Linked DNA regions of Homo sapiens: region 1 is linked to region 2. Evidence: read pairs that join two places in POLR2A ChIA-PET (ENCODE). Cell type or tissue: OCI-LY7. All regions are shown on one strand. Each heading gives the region's core, and the rest is flanking DNA. Links, peaks and the distances in the headings are about the cores only.

Evidence for each region. ChIA-PET counts read pairs that join two places held together with the same protein. Peaks named below come from ENCODE experiments on the same cell type or tissue, not always from the same donor. Only the 100,000 strongest peaks of a DNase experiment are listed, where the experiment ranks them.
Region 1: POLR2A ChIA-PET joins it to region 2 with 5 read pairs; 4 of 35 experiments call an interaction of 5 or more read pairs at or near these places.

Annotation. Positions count from the first base shown.
Region 1 is chr11:102,514,869-102,527,011 of GRCh38, reverse strand. It overlaps MMP7 (matrix metallopeptidase 7), which reads left to right. Exons shown (of 6, transcript NM_002423.5): 4 at 1,948-2,076; 5 at 3,611-3,772; 6 at 6,208-6,504. The coding sequence ends at 6,236. Among named protein-coding and RNA genes, the nearest start is that of MMP7, 9.8 kb to the left of the region's middle. In OCI-LY7, for the core only: no CTCF peak of the experiment used is centred there; no DNase peak of the experiment used is centred there.
Region 2 is chr11:102,460,949-102,473,091 of GRCh38, reverse strand. It overlaps LOC124902740 (a long non-coding RNA gene), which reads right to left and starts at 6,401. Exons shown (of 2, transcript XR_007062865.1): 1 at 6,327-6,401. LOC102723838 (a long non-coding RNA gene) reads right to left here and starts at 5,837. Exons shown (of 3, transcript NR_135076.1): 1 at 5,724-5,837. It overlaps TMEM123-DT (TMEM123 divergent transcript), which reads right to left. Exons shown (of 2, transcript NR_135053.1): 2 at 11,054-11,644. In OCI-LY7, for the core only: no CTCF peak of the experiment used is centred there; no DNase peak of the experiment used is centred there; H3K4me3 peaks cover 381 bases.

The sequences.
Region 1 (12,143 bases), core at 4,807-7,306, 54 kb before region 2:
CAAACCCAGGTGATACAGCCCACTATCCACCTAGGCTACATAGTATAGCCTATTGCTCCTAGGCTGTAAATCTATACAGCATGTTACTATACTGAATACGGTAGGCAACTGTAACACAGTGGCAAGTATTTGTGTGTCTAAACGTATTTAAACATTGAAAAGGTAATGTATTGAGCTATGACATTATCACAACTACTATATCACTAGGCTATAGGAATTTTTCAGCTCCATTATAATCTTATAGGACCATTGTATATGTGATCTGTTTACTGAAAGATCATTATGTAGCACATGACTATATGTTTACAATATATCTACCTAACATCGATATTAAATCAACAGAAAGAGTCGCAGCTTCCAAAGGCCTCAAGAGTCCCCTGAGAAGTGGTATATGACCTGTTGCTAATGCCTTTCATGTGGCAAGGAAGTAGGAAATGGAAACTTTCATATTAAAGAACTTAAAAATATATAACACAGCAGGGTGTGGTGGCTCACGCCTGTAATCCCAGCACTTCGGGAGGCCAAGGCAGGTGGATCATCTGCGGTCAGGAGTTCAAGACCAGCCTGGCCAATAGGGTGAAACCCCATCTCTACTAAAACAAAAATTAGCTGAGCATGGTGACGCATGCCTGTAATTCCAGCTGCTTGGGAGGCTGAAGCATGAGAATCGCTTGAACCTGGGAGGCAGAGGTTGCAATGAGCCAAGGTCACACCACTGTATTCCAGCCTGGGCAACAGAGCAAGACTATGTCTCAAAAGAAAAAAAAAAAATATATATATATATATTTTTTTTTTTTACGTGGGTTTTTCTATATGTAAAACCCATTTTTTTAGTATATGTGTTATATATGTGTGTGTGTGTATATATGTATATATAAAACCCATATACATAAATTGTTCTTAATTGCTAGTGTTTCATGGTGCAAATTTAGAGAAAAATGTTGCCCATTTCAGTCTGTTCTATGTGGAATGGTCCGGCTACTGTAGCTGAAATTTGAACTTCAACCCACAATATTGACAACACCGAAGAAAATGTTATGGGAAAGCACTAATCATGGCACTACAAGTTTTTTAAGAGCTAGATAAACTGGACTGGCCTCATATCACCTCGAAGATAACCAGCTCTGCATCACACATTAAAGGACTATAAAAAGCCATTTTAAGAGATCTTGAGCATGGCTCTCTAAGAGACTATTTACTATGCCCACGAAGAATAAGCTAGGTTTTTAAGAAAAAAAAAAAAAAAAACCTATGAAATGGTGCACAAATTACTTGCCAAATGTGGTATTCATATTCATTCTCCCTCCCACCACCCTTTGGCCGAGCAAAGTGGTCAAATTTAACAAAAGCTTAAATGCAACCTTAAGTTAGATATAACTGCATTTTAAGTCCTGTATCCAGTAAGCTTTCAATATATGGTGATTATCAGTGATGAGCAATGGTTCTGTGAAAGGAAAAGTGTCTGGGCCAAGAAAGCACCCAAACTACCCTGTGAGTGCAACCGACAGCACATAACAATGTCAGCTACTTGCACTGGGCTGCCTTTTTTTTTTTTTTAATTTATTTTTTGAGATGGAGTTTCACTGTTGTCACCCAGGCTGGAGTGCAGTGGCGCGATCTCAGCTCACTGCAACTTCCGCCTCCTGAGTTCAAGCAATTCTCCAGCCTCAGCCTCCCAAGTAGCTGGGATTACTACTTGGTGGCATGTGCCACCATGTCCAAATTTTTGTATTTTTAGTAGAGACGGGGTTTCACCATGTTAGCCAGACAGGTCTCAAACTCCTGACCTCAGGTGATCCGCCCACCTCGGCCTCGCAAAGTGAGCCACCATGCCTGGCCTGGACTGGGCTGCTTTTTCTAGCCTCAATAATCGTATAAACTGAAAAATAAAATGACTGGAGAAAAAAAAAATCAGTCACTAAGAACAATCACTCCATTTTCTTTCAGCTCATGGGGACTCCTACCCATTTGATGGGCCAGGAAACACGCTGGCTCATGCCTTTGCGCCTGGGACAGGTCTCGGAGGAGATGCTCACTTCGATGAGGATGAACGCTGGACGGATGGTAGCAGTCTAGGTATAGCATCTCATGTCTCTTCTACTCCACATCCGTTTTAAAATCCTGGACTTACACTAAGTTAAATAATTATATTAATTTATAATAAGTATTGAGCCCTTGCTAAGTGCCAAACACTGTACTATATGCCTGAAATGCATTATTTCATGTAATATACTCATAATGCTACACACAGAAGATGGACACTCAGGCTATGGAGTCAAGCACCACTGATCCAATTTGCTGTACGTCTACCAATTACTCTGTGTCATTGGGCAAGTTATTGAATTTCTCTGAGCCTCAGTTTCCTCCTCTGTGGAATGGAAATATAAATAGTTCCCACATCAAGGAGTCTTTAAATTAAATGAGATAATGCTTATACAGTGCTTGGAATGTATTAATAATTAATTAAATTATAGCTCTTTCTTCATATTTCCAAAAAATACATGCCCCAAATGGAAAAGAAAGAGAAGTAGAAACTATGATATTTGAGAAGTATATGCAATTCTGGAATTATTCACTATTTTCCAGAAAGAACCAACTCCATGATTTAGTATATCATATTTATCATTTTACATAGTAGGATATTATAGGCACATGAGAGAACTAATGGAGAAGAGCTCTGGCATAAATAATCCCAATTAGAGACAATTTTTTTAAGGCTACCAACTGGCCCTAAAAGGGAAATTTGTACTTGTGTTTGGCAAAAGGAATTCACCATAGCTTGCTGTCTTGCTGTGAAAATCTATGTTAAATTGTGATGCTGCCTCCCATTTGCATCTGGCATATTCTTTTCATTCTTCTTTCTTCCCACTTAAGGTAGGTTAAAGGCAGCTTCCTTCAATTCAATGCAACGCCACCAGAGCTCAGGCCACTCCTCAAACGCACGGGCTCACACCTTCCACATACTTGCAAAGCCTTTCAATGAGTATGAGGGAGAACAAAGGATATATGTAATACAAGTTAATGAATCAAAATCAAAAACAAAGCCCAGCATTGCCTAGAGACCCTGCCTTTCAATCTTCGCTTTCTCAAAGCCACCATTCTCTCTTCTGATATCCAAAGTCACTAACATTTATTGAATGGCCGTGACTTCCCAAATATTGAGAAACTCTAGCTATCATGACAAATCTAGAGGGCAGAAATTACTGTCTCTGTTTAACAGATGAGAAACTGAGACTCAGCAACATCAATTAATCTGTCCAGAGTTGTCCAGCTAGTAAGTAGTGGAGCTACATTTCAAACCTAGGTCTTAGTGCTTTTAAAACCTTTGCTTTCCACTGCAGAGTATTGCTGCCTGAATGAAAGAAGCAAATAAAAAAAATTACACATTTTTAATAAGCAGAAGTAGTGATGAGATTAAAGCACTCCTATTCTGATTAACCTTCTAACCCCTCTCCACTTTTGAAAGCCTAGAAACAAATAAGTAAGCTACCGTGGGCTAAAACTTGGGTATTTTTCTTTAGTTTTTTTAAATTATGATATCATATATATAATATTACATAATGTATGTAGCTATTTTTATCATTACTGTTTGTCACTTCTTCGGTTGTAGGGATTAACTTCCTGTATGCTGCAACTCATGAACTTGGCCATTCTTTGGGTATGGGACATTCCTCTGATCCTAATGCAGTGATGTATCCAACCTATGGAAATGGAGATCCCCAAAATTTTAAACTTTCCCAGGATGATATTAAAGGCATTCAGAAACTATATGGTAATATTTATTATTTCAAATAAGAGGATTTCCCATTTTCTTTTTAGAGTGGGGTAGGAAAAGAAAGGCTGGGAAATGGGTATTTACCTGGAAAACCACACTGGAACTCATATCAAAAAGCCTATTGAGGGGAGGAATTGGGGACCTTAGATACTTAAAATATAACTAGGCTGTAATATACTATGAAGATGTTGATTGTGAGTTTCAGTAACATAGTATCATGTGGTAAAATTATGCAAATGATATTGTCCAGATTTTCTTCAAGCTGCCACCCACTGCTCTTCCTCTCTCAGTTTAAATAGTTTAGGAGAGTGTCCCCTGTAGGGGTGGACTGAAGGGACAAAACACCTTTCTTCATAGCTGCCCACTCCTAAGGATTCAATCCTAGATAATTATAAGTGACCCTGCTCTTCCTGTTTGCACGTACATGTAGAGAAAGCGGTTAACCACGGACAGAAACTGCTTATCATTCCTGGTCTTGATACTTATGTATATCCCTTGCCCCAGTCTATGCTTTTTTGGTTTAATCAAGTTCCAAATTCAGTTTTTTTAAGTGCACTGATTTGGATTTACTGTATTGAGTCAGCCAAAAGTAGTATTTGAGAAAGAAATCAAAGGACAAGAATAAAAAGCTCTGTCTCTGGATAAAGATAAGGAAAGTAAGATTCAAAGAGGCTAAGTGGACTGTCCAAGGTCATGTGACTGTCGAGTGCTTGAGCCATGATTCCAAGTGAGGGCTATGTGACTTCATACTTTTTCTACGACATATTCCTGCCTATCACTACCCAGTAAGCTTTTTATCCTAGTAAGAATAAAAGAATACAGAATGACATCTTTAAATCAGCAGATATAACTAAACCTAGCCAGTAAAAATATCAGGATGAAGAGAATACACTGCAAAAAGATCACTTAAGATTCTTCAAATGATCACGTGAGCAATGAAAGTGCTTCCACATAATAGAGGACTGTCCTCAGGGGAGAAATATTCCAGTAAGACACTGGATTTAAGATATCAGTTCAACCTAGCATTTGCTATAAATCAGCATGTCCCAAACTGTATTCTCAGAACACTAGTCCTACAGGGTGATTCCCAGAAAAGGAGGCTATGGAGAAATAAGTTCAAGAAACACTACCTACTGTATTTCAGGTGTATAGACTATTAGAGAGTATGGAGTATTGAACAAATGTTTAACTCAGTGTTTCCTAAATTATAATCCTTTTTATGGGTCTCAATGAGTCCCATAAACTAGCACTTCAGAGAACACACTTTGGAAAATGCTGTGTAACTATTCCCAAAAGTTACGACGTAAAGAACCACTGCTGTCCAAAAGATTCACAAAATGCTGACTATTGTTCGTAAAGTTATCATGAACAAAACTGAAAATACTATCCTCCCCTTACATAAAACTGTGGAACTCATGGAATATTCTATAGCAGTCTATAAATATTTTAGAACCCTAAGAAAAATACAAAGAGACTAAAGAAGGTCTGAGGCATGCTGATTAAATTTAACAGGAAGAAAAGAGACTAGTGCATTAAAACCTTAAGTATTAGACAAAAGGGCATCTCTGGTCAGAGTTGGAAACAAGTAACTTCTGGACAAATGGAAATAGAATTTAATTATGTGGGCTGTATATGTAGGGAGTTAATCTAAAAAGTAATATGAGCAGAAAACATAGATTCCAAAGAAAGTGATTAAGATACAAGATTCCTAATGCTATACTCAGAATGATAAAAATAATAGCTGGCTGGGCGCGGTGGCTCACGCCTTTACCCAGCACTTCGGGAGGCCAAGGTGGTTGGGGATCGCTTGAGGCCAGGAGCTCGAGACCTGGACAACATGGTAAAACCCCATGTCTACTAAAAATACAAAAATTAGCCGGGCGTGAAGGTGCATGTCTGTAGTCCCAGCAACTCAGGAGGCTGAAGCATGAGAATTGCCGGAACCCAGGAGGCAGAGGTTGCAGTGAGTCAAGATCACACCGCTGCAATCCAGCCTGGGCAACAGAGTGAGACTCCATCTCAAAAAATAAATAAATAATAGCTAACATGCATTGAGTACTTGCAGTATCCCAAGACTTCACATGGATTAACTCATTTAATTCAAGAATTCAATGAGACATTATTATCCACATTTTACAGATTTGTAATCTGATGCTAAGAGAGGTTAAGTAGTAAACTACCTAAGGTCACACATCTAGTAAACTGGTAGAAACAAGATGCAAAGGTACCTGAGCCCTGGGCCCACACTCCAGTCAATCCTGCCTTCTTAGCCTCTGGAGGTTGTTCTTCAGAATCTTTGTCCCAGGGACAAGAAATGGTCTGAGTGAATAATAGATTATACTTTCTGTGACATTTCCTTTGCCTGTATAATCTTAGGATGGTTTTTATGCATTTTCTACATATCAGAATGTTCTTTTTTTTTCTCTCAATAGGAAAGAGAAGTAATTCAAGAAAGAAATAGAAACTTCAGGCAGAACATCCATTCATTCATTCATTGGATTGTATATCATTGTTGCACAATCAGAATTGATAAGCACTGTTCCTCCACTCCATTTAGCAATTATGTCACCCTTTTTTATTGCAGTTGGTTTTTGAATGTCTTTCACTCCTTTTAAGGATAAACTCCTTTATGGTGTGACTGTGTCTTATTCATCTATACTTGCAGTGGGTAGATGTCAATAAATGTTACATACACAAATAAATAAAATGTTTATTCCATGGTAAATTTATTTATAGTTTGGAGCACTCTTTCTGTGAAGACATACTATACAATGAAACGAAAGACTAAGACAAAAAAAGAATCCCACCACACTATTTTGAGGTCTTCCGCAGCACCTCACCCTTCCACCCAAGAGGGAAGGTGGGAGCTCCACCTCTTTATTGTTCATTAGTGTGGCCCAAAGTTACACTAATTTCCCCTTACCTTTGTGGCCCGTGCTCTCACACTGAGTCCTCTGGAAAGTCCAATTCTTCCCACAAATGTCTGAGAATTTCCAACAACTTAAGACTTACCACCTCACGGTCACTTCCAGCTCCAAGTTCCTACCTGCCCCTCACCTCCTGATTTTCCTGCAACCTCTCCTGCTGCAGCCACTCTCTAGGTTCCCTTCCCTTTTCCCCATGCCAACGCAGATGTTGGTCTCACCCTGTTCTCTTTAACTTTCTACAGACCAGTGCTACAGGCTTTAATGAGAATGTAGATGTTGCTGGAGATTTGCATAAATAGTGGAATTTTCTACTGTGCAAGGGTCATGAAATTGAACAAAACTAAAATTGGATATTATGGATATTATCCCCATCCTTCAAATCCTTTTTTTTTTTTTTGGAGGCAGTGTCATTGTTACCCAGGCTGGTGTACAGTGGCACGCGATCTCGGCTCACTGCAACCACCGCCTCGTGGGTTCAAGCGATTCTCCTGCCTCAGCCTCCCAAGTAGCTGGGATTATAGGCACATGCCACCATCCCTGGCTAATTTTTGTATTTTTAGTAGAGATGGGGTTTCACCCTATTGGCCAGGCTGGTCTTGAACTCCTGACCTCAAGTGATCCACCAGCCTCAGCCTCCCAAAGTGCTAGGATTGCAGGTGTGAGCCACCGCACCCAGCCCAAATCCTTTACTTATCCCCGATCAGGAATTTCTCATTGGCCACCTGCTTCTGCAGGCTGCAGCCTCTTGCCACCTGTCTCCCAACTCCTCTTGTCTTTAAACCCCACTCCTTCTCACTTCCCCAGAAACTCATTTTCCTGATGTCCTTCAGCTCAGGTCCTCCCTTTCCACACGTAGAAACCCACTGTGTTTCTCTGGGTGAAGCACTCTCTATGCAAGGTTTAACCTTTTAGCAGAACACGGAGCTGGCAAGGGCTTTGCTGTTTCAGCCTTCTCTTTCTTCCTCCTTCTCCACACTCCCAACACCCATGAATGGCTTTCTCTATAGGGAGATGAACAATTGAAATTTACTTTCTTACTGATAAAAATTATCCTTCCCACACATACCCTAAAAGCAGATCAATATCCCGAAATTCGGAACTATCCTGCAGCCTTAGGAAGCCATTCCAAGAATAGATCAAATGAGAGGAGAATCCACAATCCAGGCAAAAAATTAAGTATATGTGAACAAGCGTTCAAAGACCCTTTTAAAACATAAGGAAATATATAAATATGATGCTAGAATGAAAAGGAAGTTATGTCATTAAATTCAAGTTCTTCATTTTGTAGAAGACAAAACAGAGATTAAATGATTTCCCTAAGGTTCACAGTAAGCAAAAGTGGTGATTTAAGCATTTTGTTGTTTGTTTAGCTCTTTGTATTTTGATTTTAGACAGCAGGAGGCAGTATCTACCTTGCAGCTAAAGTGGATATCTATTGTTCTTACCTGCCCAGCATCCCATCACCCTACTTCTGGGGACAAGAAACTGCCTCTTCCCTTTGTGTACAATCTTCATGAGATGTCACATAGGTTGCCTCAAGCTGCCTGGGCTGAGAGAAGAGTACAGGACCCAAGCTTGGCCTATCAGACACTCTCCCAAAAACACTGGAGGGGTTATAGGTGGATTCATCCTGGCCATGGGGCTCTGGAGACACTGCCTAGTGAATCCTGCACCCAGACAGATTCCCTGAAGCTGCCCTGGGCCCTGTCCTTCTCATAGCTTAGGTGTAGGGCTTCTCTTCCAGATTTACAACTGACCGCACTGCCTTCCAGTACATTTTGTCTATTGCTTAAGTTATCCATAGTTAGTTCATTTCTGTGGTTTGCAAATTCTGGCACAGTAGCTTAGTTGGCTTTCCTAGGGTATCTGCACACACGGGCTCCGTTCTGTATTTCACCACATATTATCCTTCAATCTTGACAATGAAGTAAGCTCTAACAGAGCATAGAAGTAAATAAAATGTTCTTTTTCTGATCAAATAGCATAAAACTAACTGGTAAACAAAAATTTTTCCTAGCAAATAAGGACCCATTTTTTTAATTGTGGTAAAATACATGTAACATAAAATTTGCCATCTCAACCATTAAGTGTACAGTTCAGTATTGTTAAGTATATTCACATTGTTGCACAAGAGAAAAAGTCCTTAACCTCAGCACTATTTGCATTTTTGACTATATAATTCTTTGTTGTGTCCTATGTATTAAGAATACTAGGCCAGACATAGTGGCTCATGCCTATGATCCCAGCATTGTGGGAGGCTAAGGTGAGCAGATTGTGTGAGCCCAGATATTAAAGACCAGCCTGGGCAACATAGCAAAACCCTATCTCTACAAAAAATTTGACAATTAGCCAGGCGTGGTTGTACGTACCTGGGCTCCCAGCTACTTGGAAGGCTGAGGTGGGAGGGTTGCTTGAGCCCAGGAGGTCAGGGCTGCAGTGAGGCATGACTGTACCACTGCACTCCAGCCTGGGCAACAGAGCACGACCCTGTCTCAAAAGAAAAAAAAAGAATGCTTACAGTTAACCCTGGCCTCTATGCACTGATGCCAATAGAATATCCTCAGTTCTCTCAACCAAAAAAGTCTTCAAACAGTACCAAATATCCTCTAAGAGGAAAAATAGCCCCCAGTTGAGAACCACTGAGCTAAAGAGAATAAACTATTTCATTGTATTATACTTAGTATCCCTTCTACCATTTTCACCCAGGACCCTATCATACTCTAATTCTGTACCATCCCATGAGAAAGGAAAACCAGTAAAAGATTAAGGTGACATTGCCTGTTTTTGACACTTATTTGAGGAAAAGATTGTCATATTTTAAGAAATAAAAAACACCTGAATTCCAGCTGGGCACGTGGCTAACGCCTGTAATCACAACACTTTGGGAGGCTAAGACAGGTGGATCATTTGAGGTCAGGAGTTCAAGACCAGCCTGGCCAACATGGCAAAACCCCCTTTCTACTAAAGATACAAAAATTAGCCAGGTGTGATGGCAGGCACCTGTAATCTCAGCTACTTGGGAGACTAAGGCATGAGGATCACTTGAGCCCAGGAGGCAGAGGTTACAATGAACTGAGATCACGCCACTGCACTCCAGCCTAGGTGATAGAGCGACACCCTGTCTTAAAAGAAAAAAATCTGTATTCCAAAGCCAGGGTACTATGTATTTATAGAAGTCCATAAGACTTGGGTGTATTTTGTAAATTACTTGTTATTTTTCTGGTTTTAAAGTCAATAAACTCCAGTTTAAGAAAGAGGTCTTAGCACATGAATTTGTCTTCCCTCCCTTCAAAGATTTCTTTTAAGCAGTAGTGAAGGAATAAAACAGAGCAGGAGGAGGTCTGCAATGGACAAGGGATTTCAATTAATTTCTGTAAGATCTAATACAGCTAATAGACAAAACATACCAGCCTCAGCCTAGGATGTACAAAGAGGCCTACAGTGAAAATGGGAGTTAAAATTGTCCAACTCCTCAGAGGCTTTGAAATCTCAGTTAGAAGGTTTAATGAAGGCAGGGTGAAAAATGGTATTAGGCGATTAACTGTGTATGAGTACATGTGTATAAGACAATTAACTTCATTTCATCCCTTTAACAAAAATGGCAGAGAGCCAGATGTTCACTTCCAGGCAAAATATCAAAGGGTTCTTTGCTAAACAAGTTTTTTAAAAAAATTGAGAGAGAACAGGACATTTAAATTGGGTTCTGTGCCTCTGAACAAAATAACCATATTTTGGCTTTGAGGCTGGGAATAGGGAAGGCTCCATCCATCTGCTCATCCTAACTTAAATGTACGAGTGAACAAGAACATCCATGGACACCAGGCTCCTAGTCAGCTTTCTTGTTGCATTGTTCTGTGGTGGACAGGTCTAGGCAAATCTACCCACAAAGGCTGAGGAAGCTGTGGGGCTGAAGAAAGAGGCTGACAAATCCAGTTTCTCAGAAAGAAACATTTAATAGTGACTTACAAACAGAAGCCTTATCTTGGGCAGCCATAAGACGAGAGGGTGGATTCCTGCACCATTACCCGCAGAACCAGTACTCACATGCCATAGGGAAAGGGTATACATGCTTCAGAAGGGACAGGTAGGACAACCATAGCACAGTAACGTCAAGGTTGTTTTGACCAGAAATTTATGGTAAGTACCTTCTCTTACACAAGGAACAATAAATAAGCCGGAAATCTTGGAAGCCTTCACAGAACTGGGGTTAATGACAAGATAACATGGTGGATTAACATCCAAGATGGAATTGCTTTAGTCTCCACACCCCTTATTTAAATGAGATTGGGAACAAAATAACAACTCATTGAAAAAGGTGGTGATACCAAAAAAATTCACCCCAGAAAAAACAGAAATAATTTACAGAATAGAAGAGGTATGAGAAAAAAAAAATAGGACATTCTCACAGAAATTTGGGACGACATTACACACATAAAAAACAGTAACCAGCCAGGGGCGGTGGCTCACGTCTGCAATCTCAGCTCTTTGGGAGGCCAAGGTGGGCAGATCGCTTGAGGTCAGGAGTTCGAGACCAGCATGGCCAACATGATGAAACCCGTCTCTCCTAAAAATATAAAAGTTAGCCAGGCGTGGTGGCAGGTGCCTGTAATCCCAGCTACTTGGGAAACTGAGGGAGGAGAATCGCTTGGACCCAGGAGGAAGAGGTTGCAGTGAGCCGAGATCGTGTCACTGCACTCCAGCTTGGGAGACAGAGTGAGACTCCATCTCAAAAACAAAACAAAACAAAACAAAACAAAAGTAATACTAAGATTATATTAAAAATTATCAGAGAATAAGCTGAAACTTTTGAAAATTGAATTTATGATTGTCAAGAGAGAAGTATAATGTAAAAGAGTTGGAAGATAAAGAAAGCCACTCAGAATGAAGAGCTGAAAGACAAAAAAATGGAAAATAGGACAGAAAAAGGAAGAAGAAAAGATCAATTCAGGAGGTCCAATACCCAATTCTGTCAGCTTTGAAATATGTCAACTTAACTAAGCTAAACTTTATTTCCCAGAATTCCTTTCTCTATGTTTCTTGTTAGGGCTGGCCACAAGAAAAATCTACATGGAATTTGGACCATGGAAGTAAAGTAATACTTGCTCTACCAAGGTTGATATGAGTCTGGTGCTGTTGCAGCTCATGCACAATTTCGTGGTTCTGCTCATTCACATTGTGAGCACAAAACACTGCAGGCCCAGGGCTCCAGCTCCCACATTATCTCTTCCTTCAACTTCTCCAACTCCTGAGTTAGGCCTGAGTGTGGATCCACACAATAATACTAGTATCTTCTATGGGGCACACACAGAAGCAAGGTTAGAGACCTAGCAACAAGGAGAAGCCATCACAAGCACCTGTGATAGAAGGAGAAAAGTTCCAGCTTGTTACTCATTTCACAGGTCCCAGGTGTCCTGCTCTCCCCACTTTACTTCTATCTTTTA
Region 2 (12,143 bases), core at 4,790-7,289:
TCCTTAAAAACTCTGCTCCCCCAGTGCTCCGAGGGACTGATTTGAGTAATAATAAAACTCTGGTCTTGGCCGGGTGCGGTGGCTCATGCCTGTAATCCCAGCACTTTGAGAGGTCGAGGCAGGAAGATCATCTGAGGTCAGGATTTCGAGACCAGCCTGACTAACATGGAGAAACTCCATCTCTACTAAAAATACAAAATTAGACGGGCGTAGTGGCGCGTGCCTGTAATCCCAGCTACTCGGGAGGCTGAGGCAGGAGAATCGCTTGAACCCGGGAGGCGGACGTTGTGGTGAGCCGAGATCACGCCAGTGCACTCCAGCCTGGGCAACAAGAGTGAAACTCTGTCTCAAAAAAAAAACAAAAACAAAAAACAAAACTCTGGTCCCCCGCACAGGCAGCTCTGTGTGAATTAGTCTTTCTCTATTGCAATTCCCCTGTCTTGATGGATCAGCTCTGTCTAGGCAGCGGGCAAGGTGAACTCCTTGGGCTGTTACAATCTCTCAAGTCACCTGTTTGGCCCTCTTCCAAGTGTACTTTATTTCCTTTCTTTCCTGCTCTTAAGCTTTTTAATAAACTTTCACTCCTGCTCTAAAACCCTCCTTGGTCTCTCACTCTGCCTTATGCCCCTCCGTGGAATTCTTTCTTCTGAGGAGGCAAGAATTGAGGTTGCTGCAGACCCATATGGATTTGCCGCAGCCAACATGCTTTGGTGCCGTGTCACTAGGATACATTCTGCTGCTAACAGGTTCTTCCCGCCCACTGCACAGACAAAACCAATTCACTGTGACCATGACATTGCAATAAAGAAAGAGTTTGACATGATGCTGGCCACCACACATGGGAGACAGAGTTATTACTCAAATCAATTGCCATGAAAATTTGAAGGCCAGGGCTTTTCAAGTATAGTTTGGCAGGCCCTGTTGGTGAGGGTTGGTGGGTCCAGGTAGACCCATTGGTCATCAGAAATGCAAAAACCTGAAAAGACATCTCAAAAGGTCATTCTTACATTCTACAATGATGATGTTATCTGCAGGAGTAATTGGAAAAGTTGCAAATCTGTGACCTCCGGAATAACAGCTGGTAATGTTTGCGTCTATCCCTTAGCCGAATTCAGGCTCCTCACAGCCTCCTAACCTAGTGGCCTTTCATAAGCTTTACCAAGGTGGTTTAGTTTTGGTCAAAGGCTATTATCATTTAAACTGTAAACTAAATGTCTCCCAAAGTTATCTTGGCCTAAGCCCAGGAATGATTAAGGGCAGTTTGAAGGTTAAAGGCAAGTTGAAGATTGGTTAGATCAGATCTCTTTCACTGTCATTTTCTCACTTAAAATTATTGCAAAGTGATTTCACAAACCCAACTTGATCAGTAATAGGTGTGCTCCTGTTGGTCTTTGGCTGGAGGGCATTGACAGAGGATTATTACAGCAGCTCCTGGCCAGTGCTACTTTAGAGCAGTGCCCTTCCATGAACAGCTGGTTCCCAGTCCAAGGCAAGTACAGAAATTAGGAGTTGTCAGAAGAATTGACAGCAATTTGACAAAGTAATTTTATGTCTGTTGGTTGGATCCAAAAATAGAACACTAGGCTTGTGTTTCCCTATGCCAGTTTAAATTTCATTTAGCTAGTAAGTTTTAATTGTATATTACAGATGACCTGCAGTAGATTAAAAAAGAAAGAAAGAGGCGGGGCGTGGTGGCTCACACCTGAGGACTTTGGGAGGCTGAGGCAGGTGGATCACCTGAGGTCAGGAGTTTGAGACCAGCCTGGCCAAAATGCAGAAACCTCGTCTCTACCAAAAATACAAAAATAGCCAGGCATGGTAGCACATGCCTGTAATCTCAGCTACTCGGGAGGCTGAGGCAGGAACCTGGGAGGCATAGGTTGCGGTGAGCCAAGATTGCGCCATTACATTCCAGCCTGGGCAACAAGAAAGAAAGAAAGAAAGAAAGAGAGAGAGGGAAGGAAAGCAAGCAAGCAAGCAAGCAAGCAAGCAAGAGGGAAGGAAGGAAGGAAGGAGAGAGAAAGAGAGAGAAAGAGGCTCCTCATCAGAAATAGTTTGAAAAGCAATGTTGTAAACCGTGTCCTAACACTATCCTATTCTCTAATGCTTTTCTTTCCAACACTGCTATTACATTAAGATTCTTAAAATTCTGCTTTTAATGTGTAACATTCTTCTCAAGCATCTTTAACATTACAATCTCCTCTGTTTTCTAGTTGAAGATGGAGAAAACTAATATATTTTGAGTACCTACCACATGCTATAAATTGTGCAAATCTAAATATACTCCAATACCCATGACTTTATTTTTTTAAATTGTGTTAAATAAATTTTATCGTGTATGTGTATTTAAGGCATACAACATAATGTTGTGGGATACATATAGATAGTAATATGGTTTCTATAGTGAGGCAAATTAACATATCCATCATCTCATGCAGTTACCCATTTGTGTGTGTGTATGTTCACGAGGAGCTAAAATCTACTCATTTAGCAGAATTCCTAAATAAAGTACAATTTTATTAACTATAGACTTCATGTTGTTCATTAGATATCTAGATTTGCTCATCCTACACATCTGCTACTTTGTAAACTCTAACCTACCTGTCTCCATTTCCTCCCTCCTCCCAACCCCTGCCCTTCCCCTGGTAACCACAACCACAGTTTTTTTTCTCTCTGTATATTTGACTTTTTTTTTTTTTAAGATTCCACATGTAAGTGAGATTTTCGCTGGTGGAGGGTGTCAATGCCTGAAGGGTTGAAGATCAGGAGCAATGACTGGATTACAGAATGAAGAGGACTTACTGAACAATTCGCTTCCAAAAGAAAAGGGAGAAGAAGAAATCCAAGAAGACATCAGCACTTTCACCTTTTATGTCTTCTAGGTTTGACAGGGGTCTGCTATTCCACCCTCAATTCAGGTGAGTCTGTTAGCAGCAGTGAATCTGAATCTGTTTGGGTCTGCAGCAACCTCAATTCTTGCCTCCCCAGAACAAAGAATTTGACTGAGGGGCATAAGGCATAAGGACAGATCAAGGCAAGTTTTAAAGCAGATGTGAAAGTGTATTTAAAAGTTTTAGAGCAGGAACAAAAGGAAGTAAAGTATACTTGGAAGAGGCCAAGCAGGTGACTTGAGAGATCAAGTGCGTGGTTTGACCCTCAACTTGGGGTCTTATACGTTGGCATTCCGCATGCGCAGTGACCTGCCAGCACTTGAGAGGGGCCGCTTGTGCACTGTGTTTACTGGAGTTGTACGCATGCTCACTTGAGGCATTCTTCCCTTACCAGTCGAGTGTTCCTAGAAGGTCTTACACCAGTTAAACTCTGCCATTTTGCTGCTTAGTGAACATGCGTGAACCTGCCCGCCCAACTCCATCGGGAAGATGCTGATCACCAGTTTCAGGTGTTTCTACCTATTGGGAGACTGCCTTTCCCTGGCGCTGGCTGCAACAAATTGTTATTTTGCAGAGGCAGTTTAACAACCGCCTGACCATCAACCTGATGGTTGCCAGACATTCCTGATGAAGGGGGGCCTCTCCGGCCCTGTTCATGTCTGCCTAGTTACCTACTGTAACAAGCCTTGGCTCCAGGTCATTTGTGCTTCTCAAGGAAGAAAACCAGAGTTTGCTTTGGTAAATGTCTCCATGGTAAAAGCCAACCTCTTTGACCTTTTTGTGTTTCTGCTTTCACTTACTTTTTAGCCTCTGAAAAATCCTAACTTCCTCATCGATTTACTGAAGTCTTCTTCATTAAATGTCATTTTATATTATACTTTCTCCAGTGTTTTTATGCATTTTCACTGTGGGGTCAGCCAAGAAAAATGACTCACTGACTGGTAGTTCTATTTACTGTTCATCTGGAATTTCACTGTTTTCATTTCAAAAATGTCTTCTTTATTTAGTGTGTTAAAGCAAACTAAACGTGGCCTGAGAAGGACTCCATACCTCTATATTTGAGTCCTTGTGGATGAACTGCTACCTAACTTAATAGGTAGGCAAGATTGAAAACCTAACTTAGGAGTTATGTTCCTGTAACAATCGCTGAGTCTTGGCCAATCCCAGCAGCCATGGCTCAACCAGTCGTTTACTGCTGAGTGTTCAAACTGTGTTCAAATAAGGCAAATGCTGAACTGTAACCAATCCAGCTGTTTCTGTACCTCACTTCCAATTTCTGTACATCACATTACATTTTTGTCTATAAATTTGTTCTGACCGCGAGGCACTCCTATGACAGAGGTACTGTCAGAGGTGCTTGAACCTGAGCAATTGTATCTTAAATAGGGGCTTGATAAGATAACGCTAAGACCTGCTAGCCTACATTCCCAGTAAGTTAAGGCATTCTTAGTCACAGGATGATACAGGAGGTCAGCACAAGATTCAGGTCATAAAGACCTTGCTAATAAAACAGGTTGCATGCAGTAAAGAAGCCTGCTAAATCCCACCAAAACCAAGATGGTGATGAGAGTGACCTCTGGTCATTCTCACTGCTACACTCCCACCAGCACCATGGCACTTTACAAATGCCGTGGGCATGTCAGGAAGTTACCCTACATGGTCTAAAAACAGGAGGCATGAATAATCCACCCCTTGTTTAACATATAATCAAGAAATAACCATAAAAATGGGCAACCAGAGGCCCTCGGGGCTGCTCTGTCTATGGAGTAGCCATTCTCTATTCCTTTACTTTCTTTGAATCTCTTTCGATTTAGGCTAGAAGTCCAATGCACTTATCCATCGCACCACAGAGCCTGCTTGCTATTCCTTTACTTTCTTAATAAACTTACTTTCACTTTGCCGTATGAATTTGCCTTGAATTCTTTCTTGTGTGAGATCCAAGAACCATCTCTGGAGTCTTGATCAGGACCCCATTCCGGTAACAGTACTATTATTTTCCTTATATTACAGTTGAAGAAATGGAAGTTCCAAGAAACTAAGGGACCTAGGCTTGTAGATAGAGGAGAGGACAGATTGAAGGTCATGCTGTCAGGTGGCACAGCAAATGTATAACCAGGAAGATATGCAGCCATGCATCTCTGGGGTCAGCACACACTTGTGTCTCTTGAAGTCATGGGTTTGGTTCCAGGGTGGCTGTTGTTTTTGGCAGCTGTATAGGACACTAAGGACACCCTTGTCAATTGAACTCTCCCTATTTTACCCAAGAGGAAATAAATTTGTGGTTTGTGCTCCACAATTAGAAGTGGCAGAAATAAGATCAGAAGCCTTACCTTCCAACTCTTATCAAGTGTTTATCCACCGTACTACACAGCTTCCTTAATCCTGAAGTCAGACATTTTATTGGTGTTTTATAAACTATCTGAGCAAACCGATGTGGGAGATACACAGATTGTATTATTTATATAGAAATCCAGCAAGCTGAAAATTGTTCTCACCCTGGGTCAGTTTGTTATTGTAACATTTACAATTTACAGCAAGCAATAAAACAAGATAATACAAAACAAAATAATCTGAACAATATGAACCCTGAACGAAGTAACAAATGTCCAGTTAGATTCTATTATAATGCCACCATTATTAGAGCCACTCCAGCTTTCTAGTATGCCAGAGGGCCATGTGAACTAACTGGTTCTACAAGAAAAAAAAAATGTTTTAAGTGTGAGTAAAACTTCCTCCATCTGCTAAGGCATACTGATCTTCTGTAAACAGGTACAATAAAATATAATATAAATAAAAGCCAAGGCTTCCCTGAATGAGAGTGTGAATTATCACCTCCCATTTTCAGCTCATCTCACCAGTCTCTTGTGTCTCAGGCACCAGCAAGCCACCTGTTGGTCCTTCCCAACAAGGCTATGCAGGAGGACAGGTCTCTGGATGACCTTGACCCACCCAGATTTCTTACAGAATGCACTGAGAATATGACATCCTGACATAAGGAAAAAGGCCCGGAACCACCGGGCTATATTCTGCAACACTTGAGCTCAGCAAGCCCCTTTGCACCCAGGATATAAAAGCCCAGGGTGGTGTGCTTTCGGTGTCCTTAGCTGTATTGTGACATGGGGTCTGTGCAGATAAGACTCCACCCCACTCTGGACGGCTTTCCTGAGCTCTGGAGGACCAGCTTGTCAGGGATCCTAGGCTTTGGTTTATCCTTGCTGCTTATCTGTGAGTATTAAATCTGTTTGCCTAACTTGGTATGTATGAGTGTTCTATCCCACCAGACTCATACAAGTGGTAGAGAACCTTTGCAGGCTAACCCTTATTAACAAGAGTGAAGATCAGGCCTTGAAACAGATTCAAATCCGGACACACTACCTCTAAGACTCGGGTACTCACATGTTCTAGCTAAGTATCTAAGTACTCCACTTAACCCACCTGCGATAAACTTGAGGTTACACAAGGAAGGAAACCTGCCATGTTCACTTTTGTCTCGCTACCACCTACCACAGCCCTAATGCATACTAGGAGGACAATACCTATCTTTGGAATGCTGTCACATTAGATAATAAAGGACTCAATGAGTTAATGGATGTCATGGTGACTAAAAATCAGGGATAGAATGGTTCACATGTAGCGTATTCCTCCTGTGGTCACAGACAATGTCTGTGTGGAAACATTAGAAGATTTCAGTTCATCTCAAACCCCAGATAAACCACTAGTGAGATATGGCTGATAAAAATGGCACAGCCTTAAGATTGACTTAACAGGAGTATGGTGCTCAGAAGAAAGAAGGTTAATAGGGGAGTCTTCACTCCTGTGTCACTTCCCAGGCATTCTAAATGCTGTGCTCAATCTAATGGGAGCTGGTCCTTCTTTTGTCCTTTCTCTTCACATTGTTTATCTTCCACTTCGAAGAAGGCTTTCCACCCCAACTTTTCTCTCTCTACCATCCTTCTTGGAGTTCTTTCTGGTTCCACAATAACAGTCCCCACACTCTCAACTTATATCTGTTTCCCTGGAATCCCTATTACAATGCTATAGCACTTACCTTTTTGCTTAATCTTTTAGCTATTTATATACACATCTTCTTCAACACTGCAAAGCACTGCTCAAAAGAAAGCAATTTTCATTATCTTTTGTTAGATTTGCTCCATGTATGTTTTATATCTATTACTTCTCTTTGCATCATTAGATTGTAACCTCTGCATTTCTTTGTAAATTACATGTTGCCCCTAGCTAGTTGTTCTGAACAAAGAACAAATGTTGCTAATCTGGTGATCTACAAGCCATAATAAGAGGAAGCTGACATGTTAGAAAGGAACAAGAACATACACTCCAAGACAGGAATGAGGTTTTGAAACATCCCTTAGTATATAACTACATACATGTATTTTCTAGTTACATTATTTTCATGTCCACAACTTGGTAAGCAACTCAGGATATAAGCAGATAATTCCCGGAAAGGAAATAAAAATGGCTAATAAACATAGGCAAAGATGTTCCATCTCAGTGATTAAGAAGGGAAGTTCAAATTAAACAAAATGAGACACCGTCATTTGCCCATCACATTGCCAAAAAGTATCATCACATTTATGTTAGTAAAAATCAGAAATAACTGAAATATCTGTCAAAAGTGAAATGCTAAAATGAATTACATCCATGCTCTGAATACTTCGTAGCCATCACAATGAAACATATACATTTGTGTATACATATGGAAAAATGATTATGACATACTGTCAAATTTTTTAAAAGCAAGTTGAAAAGCATGTATTTTCGGGAAAAACCCATATGTTCTATGTTTCTATGTTCATATAAATACATATTCAAATATCTACGTAATTGTAGGTGCAAAACCTAAAACTAAAACAAAGACACAAACAGAAACAAAGGTCTGGAAAGAAAAACACTCAAGTGCTAACTGTGGTTACCCCTAGGGAAGTAAAACAGGAAGGATTTTTTCTTTTTATTTTAGATACTTCTGTGCATTTTTTTGTTCAAAACTAAAGTAATACTTTTGACTTTCTTTGAAACGAAAAATAAAACCAATAAAATTTGTAGTCATAAAAGTAGTTATAAAATGTTTTAACTATTCTAGACAACAGTGACCCAACTTCAGGAACTGCCTGCATGAGTAGTCTAAGTATTCTTTATAACTCTATGCTTGCAAAATTATTTACACATATTTGTGTCAGTTACAGAAATCTGAAGCCCTATGTGGTAGCCTAGAAGAGTTGTTTCTATATTGCAGATGAGGCAAGAAAGAAACAAAAAGAAAACAAAATTTAATACTTTATAAATTGACAACCCAGGGACAGGGCCCTCAGAAATAATTTACCTGATTCTTGTTTTATGTTAGGGATCAGACATTCAAATGCAAGTATTAGAAATTAAGAAGCCAGCTGGGAATAAAACAATACGGAGAGTACAGAGAGTTCAAATACTGCATAAAGGGAGCAGCCATTTCATAACTCCTGTTGAAAGGATCGGTCTGGTATTACCAGATTGTTCAATGTTTCCAGAGAAACCAGGAATCAGAATTTTTATATCGATACTCTCGGGTTTTAAATTTTAGCAACCAAGTTTTTAAAATCCTAAATGCTGTGTTGATAAACACTGTGAAAGCCACACAAAACTTAACTCCCGGCTGGATGTGGCCTGCAGCCTCCTGTTTGCTATTTTGGGTTTTCCCATCTTTGAAGCATTCTAGTGGACAAATTCTAACACAAAAGTCCCCAACCTTTTTGGCACCAGGGACCAGTTTTGTGGAAGACAATTTTTCCATGGAGAGGTGGGGGATGGTTTCAGGATGAAACTGTTCCACCTCAAATCAGGCATTAGATGCTCATAAGGAGTGCACAACCTAGATCCCTCATGTGTGCAGTTCACAATAGGGTTCGTGCTCCTATGAGAAGGTAATGCTGCAGCTGATCTGACAGGAGGCAGAGTTCAGGCGGTAATGGCTCGCCCACTGCCACCTCCTGCTGCGCCGCCCGGTTCCTGACAGGCCACGAACAGGTAATGGTCTGCGACCCAGGGACTGCGGACCCCTATTTTAACACATCCTTCAAGACTCAGATCAATTCCCTCTTCTTACAGTAGCCCTTTGCCTGTGGTATTATAGACTATTAGAATTCAAAGGCAGGTGGATTGCCTGAGCTCAGGAGTTCAAGATCAGCCTGGGCAACATGGCGAAACCCCATGTCTACCAATAATTATATATATATATTAGAGTTCAAAGATATTTCAGAAATATCTTATTAAATCTCTCATTTGTTGTAGTAAGATATATAACATAAAATTTGCCATATTAACCAATTTTAAGTACACAATTTAGTGGCATTAATTACAGATGCAATGTTGTGCAACCACCACCACTAGCTATTTCCAAAAATTTTCTGTCACTCCAAACAGAAGCTCTGTACCCATTAAACAATAACTTCAATTATTGCCTCCCCCAGTCCCAGACAACTTCTAATCTACTTTGTTTCTGACTTTGCTTATTCTAGGCACCTAACATAAATGGAATGATTCAATATATTTCCTTTTGTGTCTGGCTTATTTCAGTTAGCATAATGTTTTCGAGGTTCATCCATGTTGTAGCATGTATCAGAACATCATTTTTTCATGGCTCATTAATATCCCATTATATGTGAATACCACAATATCACATTTTCTTTCTTTTTTTTTTTTTTTGAGACGGAGTCTTGCTCTGTTGCCCAGGCTGGAGTGCAGTGGCGCGATCTCAGCTCACTGCAAGTTCCACCTCCCGGGTTCACGCCATTCTCCTGCCTCAGCCTCCCAAGTAGCTGGGACTATAGGCACCCACCATCACACCCAACTAATTTTTTGTATTTTTAGTTGAGATGGCGTTTCACTGTGTTAGACAGGATGGTCTCGATCTCCTGACCTCATGATCCACCCGCCTCAGCCTCCCAAAGTGCTGGGATTACAGACGTGAGCCACTGCGACCGGCCCACATTTTCTTTATCCGTTCATCTTCTGATGGACAATTGAGTTGTTTTTACCTTTTGGAGATTGTGGGTCACGCTTAAAACATTTGTGTACAAGTATGTGTTTGAATCTCTGCTTTTGATTCTATACCTACGAGAATTACTGGGCAGGGTATACTGGGTATACTGGGTATTACTGGGTAATGTATACTGGGTAATTCTATATTTAACTTTTTGAGGAACAACCAAACTGTTTTCATAGTGACTGTACATTTTACATTCCCATCATCAATGTATGTAAAATGCTCATTTTTAAGACGAAGAACCCATGGGCAACGCCAGTGAGACAGCTCAATCATAGACACAGGAAGTCAGCTGCAATGCACAGCTGACATCAGAAACCAGGTATCTTGACTCTCAGTGTAGACACAGCCCTCTTTCCAAGGTTAAATCCATTAAAATTTAAACCAGATGATTAGGCAAATGGCTGGAATGTTTACGCAAAGACCTGGTCGCTACAAATAGATCACTTGATATGTTTAGAAGAAAGAATTTGAGTAAGTTCTAGACTTTTTTCTCCATCATGGAATATGGTTTTCTTTTACCCTTTTCTTCCTCAGGCCTAGGCTCTAAAAGTAGATTAGATCATATTTGTTTTTAGCCTCGTATCTTATTGTAGGATAGTCAGAAAATGTCTTTTATCATTATTAGAACTATAATTCTAAAATAACAGCTTAAAAAATTCCTTGAAATGTCATACATATTATTTCAGAAAAGCTGAAAAACTCAGAAAAGTAGAAAGGAAAAAAAAAAGATCACTCAGAGAATGGTCAACCAGAAATATGACTATTAATCTTTACCTTTTTTCCAGACTTTTTTTTTCTAGGAATGGTATTTTTGTTTGGTATATATTATTGGAATTATAAAATCTTAAAGCTTACGGCAATTATTACGTTTTGGGGTGAAGTTTAAAAATCAAATAAGGAAAAATAGATATTAAGTTCTACATTTAGTTAGTACTTCTTCCTACCAACTTACAGCCCTCACAGTCTGGTGACAGTTTTGGTGGAGTGCTATTACTTACTTGCCCACGTGGAAATGGGTCATTTACTTAAATATAACACCTGCAGGGACATGGCCACACATTATACTATTTTGCTTTTTCTTCCATGCCTTATACAATGCTGCACATACAATAGATGCTCAGAAAAAAGCTTTTGGATGATTTTTATTGATTTCATGCCATTATTAAGGTTAATACCCTCAGAATCTCCATAGGCAGTAGTAGCCCAACCCAGGCCCTGCAGGGCCCAGTCTTGGCGACTTTCACATTCCAAGAAACTTGGTTTAGAAATCAAAGGTAATTTAAAAGTTATTTGAATCTTTACTGTCATTGCTTGAAGAATATTAAAAAGAATTCAACTTGTAACCTATAATGGTAGTCTTAAATCCTCCTTGGCCCCATTCTTCTTCTTTTTTTCCCCCCTTTTCTTTTTTCCCTTCATTCCTCTTGCTTCAGTATGTCCATGGCTGACTTAAAGCCCCCCTCTCAAAATCTCTGCCAAAATTCTCTCCGAACTTGATTCCTTGTGATTCTTGGTTTTGCTTTTCATCCCCCTTCCTTTGGCTTCTATTCCTTCTTTCTTCCCACCAGGAAATCACAGCCCTTGGCATCATCTTGGCACTCACACTTGTTTCTTCACTCAGCCCTTTTCTCCTTGGTCACTGATTCTGCTCCATGAGCAGTCAGAAATGGAGCTGGCAAGCTCAGCCTCTCAGCTGGAGACACTGGAGTCAGGGCTGAAGGGAGGAGAGAGGAGAAGATCACAAAAGCTTATCATCTAAAGTCCTTTCTTTTATTCTCATTACACAGTGAAATTCTAATATATTTACTTATTGGGGGTGGGCTACATGAAAGGTATCTGGAAAAAATATGTGGCAATTATAAGGGTAAAATGACAAAATTTTCTTTGAGGAGGGAGAACACTGCCTACCCATCCTCCCCTCTTTAGGGTGTCACCCTGACAACATAATAGTTCTGACCTTTTGATTTTACATGCAAGGTCATGGGCCTTCTGACCTTTGAAACTGTCAACACTTACCTCTGGGATTTTGCTGAGGTTTCTCATCGGTACAACGATGGGTGTAATGAGACATCACACAGTACATCCTTTTGTCTCTCATAGAAATAAGAGGTTTCAGGCCAGGCGTGGTGGCTCACACCTGTAATCCCAGCACTTTGGGAGGCCGAGGTGGGCAGATCATGAGGTCAAGAGATCAAGACCATCCTGGTCAACAT